Linked DNA regions of Homo sapiens: region 1 is linked to region 2. Evidence: chromatin contacts called from ENCODE Hi-C or POLR2A ChIA-PET data. All regions are on one chromosome and are shown on one strand. The core of a region is the stretch at or near the end of the contact, and the rest is flanking DNA. Distances in the headings are between cores, read along the strand shown.

Region 1 (5,615 bases), core at 1,701-4,200, 430 kb before region 2:
CCACACTATCTTTTCTCAAAGAAGAAATGTGTATTTGCAAATTTTGCAATTATAATATGATGTTACCAGGAGGCTGGGAGGTGAGGGGTTATAGAATAAAAGTCACTAGGTAATATCTAGAACTGGTGAATCAAAAGACAGCAGTATAGGCATATACGGCACATGGACAGACATACAGATAGGGATGTCTATGCCAGAGAAACAGCAGGTGGCACAGACTACCAGTTGACCCCTGTACCTGCTTCCTCTTCTAACTCAGCAATAGAATGTTGAGTTGGACACATGGCTAGTGTGTTTAGCTAACGAAAGCACTGTTCAGCCTCCCTTGCAGCTAGGTGTGGCCATGGAGGATGTGCAGAAGCAACTGCTAGGTCACGGCCTCAAAGGGAAGGAGCATGCCCTTCTCCCCACCCTTCCCCACTTCTTACTTCACTGGAACGCAGATCAAGTGTAGACCAACTTAGAAACACAGAGAAGGACAGGACTCTAGAAGGGCAGAGCAGGAAGACAAGACAGAGGATAACTGCCCTAACCACCTCACAAAGTAGACTTTTCACACATGCTCAAGAGTTTCATGTAGGTAGAATAAACTCCTGTTTAAGCCTCTGTCATAGCCACTGAACTTGTATCCTAAGAAACATATACCTAAATAAAAGTGTTTGGTTAAGGAGGCTGCTTTTATTGTTCTTGTTATTATTAGTACTCTTTGACTTTTCATATAATATACATATATCACTTGGACTTTAAAAAACAAATTAGTTTTTAAAAAGAGATGAAAATTAGAGTGATCTTGAAGTATTATCATTTTATATCTGATAAGTTAGCAAAACGTTTTAGCAAGGTGACACTAATGTTTGTGAAGTTGCTGTGAAATGCATACATCATTGGATATGGCACTCTATATAGCCCTCTCAGAAACCATGTAGAAATAGAAATAGAAAATAGAAAAATAGAAAAATGTTTGTAACCTTTGACCAAAAGAACCCCACACTTGGGAATATCTCCTAAGGAAAATTCTATGAAGCAAAGAGCCATGTGGACATAAATGGTCACAGCAGTTATCTCCATAATAGCCCCAAACATGAAAAAAGCCCAGTGTTCAACATGATGGGAAAGACTTAGGATATTAAGGTACATTGAGTTGATAGGACATTATGTATGGATTAAAAAACAATTGTGAAGCCCGCATGAAAACACAGAAATGTTTTCTGATAGCATATTAAGTGAAGGCCAGAAAATAAAGAGGCAGAAGCAGCCTGATTTTTAAGATAATGTGGGAACGTGAGTTAAAAAGTAACATGACCATGTGCAAAAGAATGAAGTTGGACCCTTACTTCATGCCATATACAAAAATTAACTCCAAATGGATTAAAGATCCAATTGTAAGATCTAAAACTATAAAACTCTTAGAAAATAAAATACGTATAAATCTTTGTGGCCTTTTATTAGGCAATAGCGTTTTAGATATAACACCAAAAGCAAAAGCAACAAAAGAAAAAACAGACAAACTTAATTTCATCAAAATGAAAAACTTGTGCTTCAAAGGGCACCATGAAGACAAACTCTCAGAAGTTGAGAACAACTTAGTAGATTACGTATCTGATAAGAGACTAGTATCTAGAATATATAAAAAATGGTTAAAATAATAAAAAGACAAACTAAAATTAAAAATTAAAATGAAAATGAATTTTTTAAAAGGGGCAAGAGAACTGAACAGACATTTCCCCAAAGAAGACATATAAATGGCCAATAAACACATGAAAAGATGTATCAGGGAAATGCAAATTAAAACTACACTGAGGTATCACATCATATCCACTAGGATGACCATAATCAAAATGACCACAGACAATAAGAAGTGTTGGTAATGATGTGGAGAAACTGGAATTCTCATACACTGCTGGTGGGAATGTAAAATGGTGAAGCCACTTTGGAAAATAGTCTGGCAGTTCCTTAAACTTCATGGCCCAGCAATTCTACCCCTAGGTATATTGCCAAAGAAATAAAAACATACATCCACACAAAAATCTTTATTAATGTTCATAGAAGTATTATTTATAACTATAGTAAAAAAGTAGAAATAACCCAAATGTCCATCAATTAATAAAATGGATAAATAAAATGTGGCCTATCCATATAATGGAGGATTATTTGGAAATAAAAAGGAAAGAAAACATTATGCTAAGTGAAAGGAGCCAGACAATAAGATGACAAATATTATATTTGATTCCATCTACATGAAATGTCCAGAATAGGCAGATCTACAGAGACAGATGGCAGATTAGTGATTGCCTAGGGCTGGAGATTAGGCAAGAATTGGGGAGGGATGACTGCCAGAGGGTCTGAGATTTCTTTTTGGGATGATGAAAATGTTCTAAAATTGACTGTGGGGATGGTTGTATAAATTTGTGAATATATTAAAAACCATGGAATTGTATATATTAAGTAGGTTCTTATATGGTATGCTCAGTTGTTACAAAAGAAAGTAATATAAAAAAATGTAGTGTACTGCTTGAAAGAGTTGAACTGCTTCTTATTACATGTAAAAGTTATATTATACCAGTTTCTCAGTTAGGACAAAAATTGGTCTTTGAACTTAAATATTAGCAGATTTGCAATGAATGCACGGTAGCAGCTCGCATGCTATACCTGGTCAAAATCTATTTCCTAGAAACAACACAATTAAAATCCAAAGTTCCTGAATAGGTCTCTAGTGTTCTCCATATTTCTTCCTTCCTTCCTAATTACTAATGTGTTCAGTAATCACTCCTGTGCTAGTGATGTGATGCAGGAATCTAAGAAGGTGAAATCAGAAGAAACTGAAGCATTTCACAATAGTAGTTAGATAACAGCAAAACACTTTAGTAATTACAAAGGAAACATTCCAGACAAAAAGGTATCTGTCCTTTGCCCTCAGGGCACCCACTGGAAAGAAGGCAGGTCTCTCACACCCTCTGGAAAAACAGACAAATGACTTACATTTGGTGTTCACCAAGGCGGCAGTCCATATAACTAGTTTCTAGGGATACTGCATGGAAACAGGGCTCCGTGGTCAACTGGGTGTGACAAGAGTGCCTATGACTTCCTCTCTCAGACAGTCACAGTGCACATTAGCACAGCAAAGGTTCTGAGAAGTCCAAAGCAAAGATACCTGTTTTTTTTTGTTTATTCCAGATTTTTTGAGCACAGAAGCTTTTCCCTTCACATAACATCAAAGAATTCTACTTGAAACAGTTTGATGGAAAACCAAACCATTACCCCAGAATTACAGATCTGCTCTCACCCTTTGTCCTCACCCCATATGGATACTATGGAGACAAGGACAAAACAGTAGTGAGCAATTAATTATTATTTAATGACCTGGGGCTTCCAGGGAGGCTCTTGCTCTCTAATGTGCCTGTAATGTGTCAATAACAACAGAGTTCCAAGTTGTCCTTTGGAGAGACCGCATCTGCCCTTTCAGCAAAAAATGCATTGTGTAGATAGTTGGTGACTCAGAGCTGAAGTGTGTGGTTCCAAAGCCCCAGGGTTTGAATATTTTAATATTAGGAATGCAAGAAAAGATTTCAGGAAAAGACAGAACAGCTTCTAGAATTCTGATCATATTTCCCCATTGATGCCTTTTATGGCTTCTAGTTCCTATCAAGTGAGAGCTTACATAACATGACTTAAGTCAGATTTGGTCAGCTGAGAGAAGGAGGCGACGTCAACGATTATGGAAATAAACTAAATTTCAAGAGCTCTAGGGGAGCACCTTGCTTTTTTTCCTCTCTTAAAGGAATCTGTGCCAAATTAAGGATGCTAAGCACAAAACAGTACATTTAGTCAATAACATCGGCAACCCAGTTGGCCAGCTAGAAATCAAGAAATCATCCAGGGATCCTCCACCCTCGCAGCCTTCCACAGACTTCTCAGACCTGTTCCCTCCCTCCATCCTGATCCCTGCTGTTCTGGGGGCCTCGCCATCTCTTTCCACAATTAATGGGGTCAGCCAGCCTGCCACTCTAGCATCACCCTGGCCACATGTGTCACTCTCCTCCACAGGGCCCCTCAAAGCTTCTTCTCTACCCACAAGGTCCTCCAAGACCACCTTGGCTGACAGCCCCAATACAAGCTCTGCCAGGAAGGCTAAACTTACAAAGCTTACGTGACCTTCCTTAAGTCATATGGATGGCTCTAGGACCAGAATCTTGGTCATCTCAGGCCAAATCAGGAGCCGATATGTAGAAACAAACTTAGCAACTACAGGAGCTCATGTTTGAGAATTGAAACTCCTGCAAGTGATAAATTTAGTCACAACTGTGTGCTGCCATGACACTCGGTGGTCACTGCTTCAACACAAATCATCCTTAAAATCTGACATTCAATGAAAAAAAATGAGGTGGTCAGCAATGGTAAATGACAGCAGTGATACAACATCCTGGTTTAAAATGTAATCCCAAAGGCCAGAAGAGGCATAAATCATACATTCCTAGGTAATCTGAATTCATCTTTTGGGAACATTGTATTACACTCAATGCACTGTACTGGCCTTCTGTGACTATGATGTCAAAAATCCAGGGACGTGATGTGCAAATTAATTTAGAGATTTTGAATATATTGACATCTGCAAAAAGAGTATTTCTACTCTGAAAATTAGAATTGGAAAATTTTACTGCCAAGTGTAATGTTCCATTTGGAATAATTTCAGAGATTATTAAAAAGAGGGGAGAAAGTAACTAATGAGCCCTTCAAATGGAACATTACACTTGGCACTAAATTTGCCAAAATGAAATGACTAGGCCAGGTCAGGTGTGTCGATATCCATGTGTTCATGAAAACAGTGCTGTTTGCGTGTACTAAAAAAAATTTCTCCATTTCCTACATATGAAAATGTTTTGAATTTATACAGTGCCTTTCATCTCAGGAACTCCATCCTCTATAATTTGTTAGCTCATTAACAAATCATAGCTCCCCTATTAATAGTACCTTATTTTCATTTGTGTCCCCAAATTTAGCCATAAGAGAAAATGTAAGGGCTAGAGATGTTTACATGTTTTAGTTTTTCAATTTTAGATATTATTCAGCCACCATAGCCCTCAAGGAATATCAAATTGCTCATGAGAGTAAAACTATGAGATTTCCCTTTAAACTAAACAGTTGAAACATATCCAGTTTTTCTTTTGAGCAAGGAAAGAAAATAAACCTGAGAGAGACAGCTATATTGGGCTTTATAAGCATGCATAGAAATTTTAACTCAAAAGACTCTTTTCTCTATTTCAATACATATTGCAAAGAGGTGAAACTGAGAGGTGACATCTGCCTTGTGTGGGGCGAGTGGCATATGCATCTGGCTGTCCTCTGTTCTGCCTCTCTGGGGCATCCAGTTAAGACTGGAATGGCTCATCTATGCCCCACCAAGAGTGCATGCAGCAGGCTCTTTAGAAAGTGCTCACTGATTTGAATCCGGCTTTAATGGTCTAAGTAAACAAAGTCTTAAGCAGAGAGAAATTGGGATGACATTGTCTATCTCTCCAACCTAGTATTAGGAAATGTTTCATTCTGGTCATTTCAGAGATGGCAACTTAATATCATCATCCAAAACATTTTTTTAGTCAAATGCTATTTCAGACCCC
Region 2 (5,532 bases), core at 49-2,548:
ATTTCGAAAGCAAAAACTGACATAAGTGCAAATACTTTGGGAGACCCAGTGGAGGCAGAGTCTTTCCTTATGTGGGAGACGAGAATTTGCCACCCCAAAATATGCCTCTTTGGCATGAGGATTGTTGAGCTGAAGATAAGACGAGGCAGATGCAAGAAAGCTCTTTGCCCTTCCTCTATTTGCCTAAAAGTAGACACAAATTTACAAAGACAAATGGGATCCCACCCCCACCCCCTTCTCCCAGGGAGCACAAAGGTCTCCCACTGATGACAACGTTAGACCCTCAGTGACCTGAAGATGGCACCAGAGGAATCTACATGAACAAGCTTTACAGACCAGCCTTCATCTCACTTGCCTTTCCTCAAGTTGCTGCCCCTGGAGATTCAAAATCCTCTTCATCTTGTCACATCTCTAAAAATCTACTGTTCTTTGTTGAAGATGCTATATAAGCTGGAATTCAAAGCCACCACTATGAGAATGACTCATTCCCTGGGTAGCTCCTGTGTATATATGAAAGGCACATGTTAATAAACTTTGGTTTTTCTCATTAATCTGACTTTTGTTACAAGGGTCCGTTCCAACTAAGAATTCGTGACGATTGAGGAAAAAGTTATGTTTCCTCTTCAACACTTATATAAAATCACCTTTAAAATTAGAAAAAAACTAAGATAAATGTACAATTTGACATTAGCTGACCAAGTGTCCTTCACTTCAGCTGGCGAAAAGCAAAGAACTGTGAAAAATTAGAATTAGAAGGAATGTTAAAGATCATCTAGTGGCCAACTCGTTCACTGATGACTCATACAGATGAGGTAACTGAGGCCCAGTTGAAGAAAGAATAATTGGGAAATTCCTTCCTTTTCCTTCCAGAATCACATCTCTCAGAAATCTTCCTCACTTCCTCTTAAAAAGCAACACAGTGACATTTCTGCAAATAAGAGTCTGAGAAACACCTGCAACACAGGTCCTTCTGATAATGAAGATAAAAATGCCTTACACTTAAAAAAAAAGTCTAGTGTCAAATCACTCCAATATATCCAGTGTGAAGTTGTATTTTTAACTTATGTTTTCCTCAAGTAACATGGATAATAAGTCCTTTTGAGATAATAAAGCCTTTGTCTTTGGTGTTAAAAAAAATCTAATTTATTTTCTCCAAGTCAGGGACATTGATGTTTAAGATTAAAATCTGCAGTTGCTACAGCTGCTGCTGGCATAGACTTCTTGCACAAATACATCAAGATGTTTCTATTTGTCTTCAGATCCTTGCCAAGAGTTGAGCAATGGCTGAACATGGCATCACATCTGCTTTGGCCTGCGTGAAGAATTTTAATGTTAGTAGCACTAACATGTGTGGTATTTACTTCACTGGACATCCAATTCAATTCAGTCATTTCAATTTACTCTGATTGAACACCTGCTATGTGCAAGACACTGTGCTATGTGCTGATGGAGAAGTTACCAGGTAAAGTGCTAGGAGGGAGAGTTAGACACATGGTGAGAGGAGATAGAAACTTCAGGTAGTAGCATTCACTCATTCATTCAATGAACATGGCACCAAGCCAGGGTCTGATGTCTCCATTCCAATAGCTGCTTTCTTGAGCTATTAAGACACCTCTAAACTGAAACCGCCTTTGCAAAATTATGACTGAGACAGTGAAAGAGATCTAACCTAACTGACTCCATCTTGCTTCTAACCTCCAAGCTGTCCTTGTTCATTCCTGGGCATAAGCTGAAGTAACATTGGGAGAAACTTAGTTTATAGTTTAAACAAAGACGGTAACAGCCCTTTCCCAAAGCAGACCTCCTTCTTGCCTGGGAACTAGATTGACTTTATAGAACTAACATTAGCCACAAGATTAGAAATTATGGTTTAGGAGTCATGCAGCTGGAGGCTACAAGATTCTGACCTGCCCTAAACTGCTCCTAAGATCAGTGCTTGAGATATTTTGCAGCCCCTGCACTTGATGGATTAGCTGGCACAACCCAGATCAATAAACTGGCTCATCTGATCTTGTGGCCCCCACCCAGGAACTGACTCAGCACAAGAAGACAGCTGCGACTCCCTATGATTTCATCTCTGACCAATCAGCACTCCTGGCTCACTGGCTTCCCCCAACCCACCAAGTTATCCTTAAAAACTCTGCTCCCCAAATGTTTGGGGAGACTGATTTGAGTAATAATAAAACTCCAGTCTCCTGCACAGCCTGCTCTGCATAAATTACTCTTTCTCTATTGCAATTCCCCTGTCTTGATGAATCAACTCTGTCTAGGCAACAGGCAAGGTGAACCCCTTGGGCGGTTACAAAACTAGAAGAGAAATGAATGAGGGGCTGTGGCTATCAGGGCAATAATAAAATGTGATGGGAGTCCTTTGCCAATCTTTATTCAGTTTACCTAACTGTGAGCTTTCGTTTCTAGCTCTGCTCCCAAGGCAACAGACCATATTACAAGTTACTTACGTTAGTAAACAAACTACATTAATCTATAAACTAATTAAAACATATTGTAATGATTTCCCAGTGATATTCTTTAATAATTTTCATTTGGATACTGAAAATGAAAATCATGCATCCCACCCTGCTCTTCAGGAATGCTGAAGGCCAGAGCAGCTCACAGGTTATAGATTTTGCATCTGTAAGAGACAAGCACACCTCAGCATTCACCTTCAGCCCAAACCTCTGCATAGAGAACTACCAGACCTTTAGCAACAGCAACGTAATATCTTCTCACCTGAAAAAGAGAGAAAACCCATATTCAGGGCATCGGGGAATAAAGAGAACCAAACAGGTTCCACTGGGGACGGTGGCATTTTGGGGATTTCTTGATCCATCTCATCATAGCCATGGTTTGGGGTGGAGAGAAACAGGCACCTTTGTGCTGTTTTAGTCCACCTTTAAGTATCCAAAGTGACATTTTCCAGGTCCTCCCTCCCAAGTTCTTTGAGGACCCCAAGAGTCAAGAAGAGGGTTTTGAAGGTAACGGCTGTGCTAGGGATGGGCTTCTGCAGAACAAACACGGGCCACTGTGCTTGACCCCCATCTGGACAGCCACCCTGAGTTGGTAAGGACGTGATGAGGTGAGGAAGGGGGAGAGGAAGCAATAAGCAAGGGTTTGAGTTGGTCAAATCCTTCCAGCAAGTTCCCATGCAAGTGTTCTTGCCACAGAGGCCCATTAAAGGCCTGCTGGTGCTCAGGGGACATTGCCTCCCAGACATCTCCAGGGGCTACTCCAAAAACCCCTAGCCAAAGATCCCAGCTCACCTCAGCCCCCAGTCTCTCCCAGATCTGGTTTCTAGTTTACAAGGTAAAGCTCTCATCCTGGGCTGTTAGGAAGGGCCTCCAAGAGTAGACTCACCTGGGCCCTTCCCTCCCCCTCATCTCCCAGGGGAGGAAGGGGTATGGGGTATGTCTTGAAGCGTATTTTACTTTTGTTTCTGGGTTTGTTTTTTGTTTTTTGTTTTGTTTTTGTTTTTGTTTTGAGATAGAGACTCACTCTGCTGCCAGGCTGGAGTGCAGTGGTGCAATCTCGCCTCACTGCAACCTCCGCCTCCTGGGTTCAAGCGATTCCCCTGCCTCAGCCTCCCAAGTAGCTGGGACTACAGGAGTGCACCACCAAGCCAGGCTAATTTTTTGTATTTTAGTAGAGACGGGGTTTCACCATGTTGGCCAGGATGGTCTCGATCTCCTGACCTCGTAATCTGCCCACATCGGCCTCCCAAAGTGCTAGGATTACAGGCATGAGCCACCGCGCTCAGCCTGAGGCATATTTTTTAATCAGCTGTCACCTGTCTTCACCTTGCCTTCCACTTCCAAGCCATGATTTTAAACTATAGACAACCGGGGGAAAAGATACCTAGGCCAGAGTGGATACAAAATCCTCCAACAGTGAGTGACAAAGACCTTTGAGAAAGAAGAGCCTGGAGAAGGAGGAGGCCACAGAGGGTGATGCCTCAGATGGGAGTGGGGGAGAGAAGGGAGGGAAAGGGGAGAAGGGATGGGAAGGAGTCCCCAGGGACCAGGGGCAGTCATTGGACAGTGGGGATGGGAGTCCCGAGGCACGGTTGGGCCCATGGTTAGTCTCAGAATGGCAGTTCAAGCTCAGCCCTGAGCCCTGCAGGCACCGGCCCAGCCCAACGCACAGCCCAAGGGTGGGGCAGCTGGGCTGTAGGAGGCTGTGAGCTGAGGCCTTGCCTACTCCCCTGGGGCCTTCTGCAGAGTCCTGGGGAGAAGCGAGGCACTCATCAGTGGGGAACCGTGGTTCTAATTAGAGCCCAGAAACCCCTTATAACCAGGTTCAAGACCATCAGCCTGTGAGTGAGGAAAGGTCTAGGACCCTGACTGAGGACAAAGGGGAGTGGCAAATGAGCCCCATTTACCCATGAGACTGTACTAAGGGCTTTGCCAAGTGAGTTGCTGGCTGACATTTTCGCCAATGAGAGCAAAAATAGTTTATGCCATCAGACACCCCTACATCCTAGTTTTGACCAGCTTTTTCTTTTGCAGCGTGCATTTCCCCACCTGGGACCTGACAGTCCTCCCACAGGTAAAGTACACAGCTAAAAATGTGAGCCGTGTGACGGGGTAGCGTGGCTTAAAGGCCTAGAGCTAGGCCCATTCTTCACTAAGTTGGCCCAGAAGTACCAAAAACCTTCCAGGCACCTTTCTGTTTTCTCCTCTTTTGAGTTCACAGTCCCATTAGGTCTAGTCTCTCCTAGAAGCACTGGTTTTCCTAACCGGTACACTCTATTTCCACCCGCTAGTTAGAAGTGGAGATGTTGACTTTGGTCTCCTGCGTCTCTGGAAGGTGACCCTCGTAATTGTTCTATTCTCCTGAAAGGCCTGTGTGTTTCTGATTTGGTGACTGTTCAGGAGACCCAAGGTTGAGTCTTGGGAAGAGCATCATGAAGGCCACCGGGAGGCTGGGACCTGGCCCCTGCTGTGCAGTTCTTACCTGATTTGCTTCCTTCTGATGCACAAAGGAAGGTAAGGGGAGAACTGTCCAGCCATGGCTCCCTCTGAGTCAGCTCTCCAGGCTTGTGGACTTGTGGACCTCATTTTCGGGACAGATATCCCTCTCCTGTCTTTCTTGGCCTCTCCCTCAACACTCATCTTTCCAATGTTGCTCCTTATCCGTTACCACTATTTCTCTGCTACAGTTCCCGGTGCCTCCCCAAATCTCTTTTCCCCTAGCAAGATGGTCGTAAGCTGAGGTACCCTTCAAGGGCAAAGAACTCCCAGTTGGGATAATGTTGGTCACCAATTTCCTCTGTCTCTGTGTTAGTCCATTTGCAGTGCTATAAAGGAACACCTGAGGCTGGGTAGTTTATAAAGAAAAGAGGCTTATTTGACTCATGGTTCTGCAAGCTGTACACAAAGGATGGTGCCAGCATCTGTATCTGGTGAGGGCATCAGGAAGCTTCCTGTCATGGCAGAAGGTGAAGGGGATGCAGCATGCCACATGGCAAGAGAGGGAGCAAGAGAGAGGAGGAGGTGCCAGGCTCCTTTTAAACAACAAGTTCTTGGGTGAATTCAT

Evidence for each region. Hi-C counts contacts between places; a loop is a spot of excess contacts on that map. ChIA-PET counts read pairs that join two places held with the same protein, here RNA polymerase II (POLR2A). Pooled maps may share reads with other maps.
Region 1: a map of spleen shows a loop between it and region 2 (4-fold over the local background). The contact joins two enhancer-like sites. A Hi-C loop is called at or near these places in 38 of 168 maps with a recorded cell type or tissue (A673, CD8-positive, alpha-beta T cell, Caco-2 and 23 more), 14 of 37 single-sample maps with no recorded cell type and 11 of 50 pooled maps. POLR2A ChIA-PET finds 5 or more read pairs at or near these places in 2 of 52 experiments (CD8-positive, alpha-beta memory T cell and common myeloid progenitor, CD34-positive).

Annotation. Positions count from the first base shown.
Region 1 is chr3:45,477,751-45,483,365 of GRCh38, reverse strand. The region is part of intron 10 of LARS2 (leucyl-tRNA synthetase 2, mitochondrial); the gene reads right to left. It overlaps LARS2-AS1 (LARS2 antisense RNA 1), which reads left to right. Exons shown (of 4, transcript NR_048543.1): 4 at 1-671. Among named protein-coding and RNA genes, the nearest start is that of LARS2-AS1, 29 kb to the left of the region's middle. Within about 2 kb of position 2,950, at least 4 of the 41 ENCODE cell types and tissues checked have a DNase peak (open chromatin) inside an H3K27ac peak, as active enhancers do; they include PC-9, where a contact is called at or near this core.
Region 2 is chr3:45,050,502-45,056,033 of GRCh38, reverse strand. No RefSeq gene overlaps it. Among named protein-coding and RNA genes, the nearest start is that of CLEC3B, 27 kb to the right of the region's middle. Within about 2 kb of position 1,298, at least 6 of the 41 ENCODE cell types and tissues checked have a DNase peak (open chromatin) inside an H3K27ac peak, as active enhancers do; they include PC-9, where a contact is called at or near this core.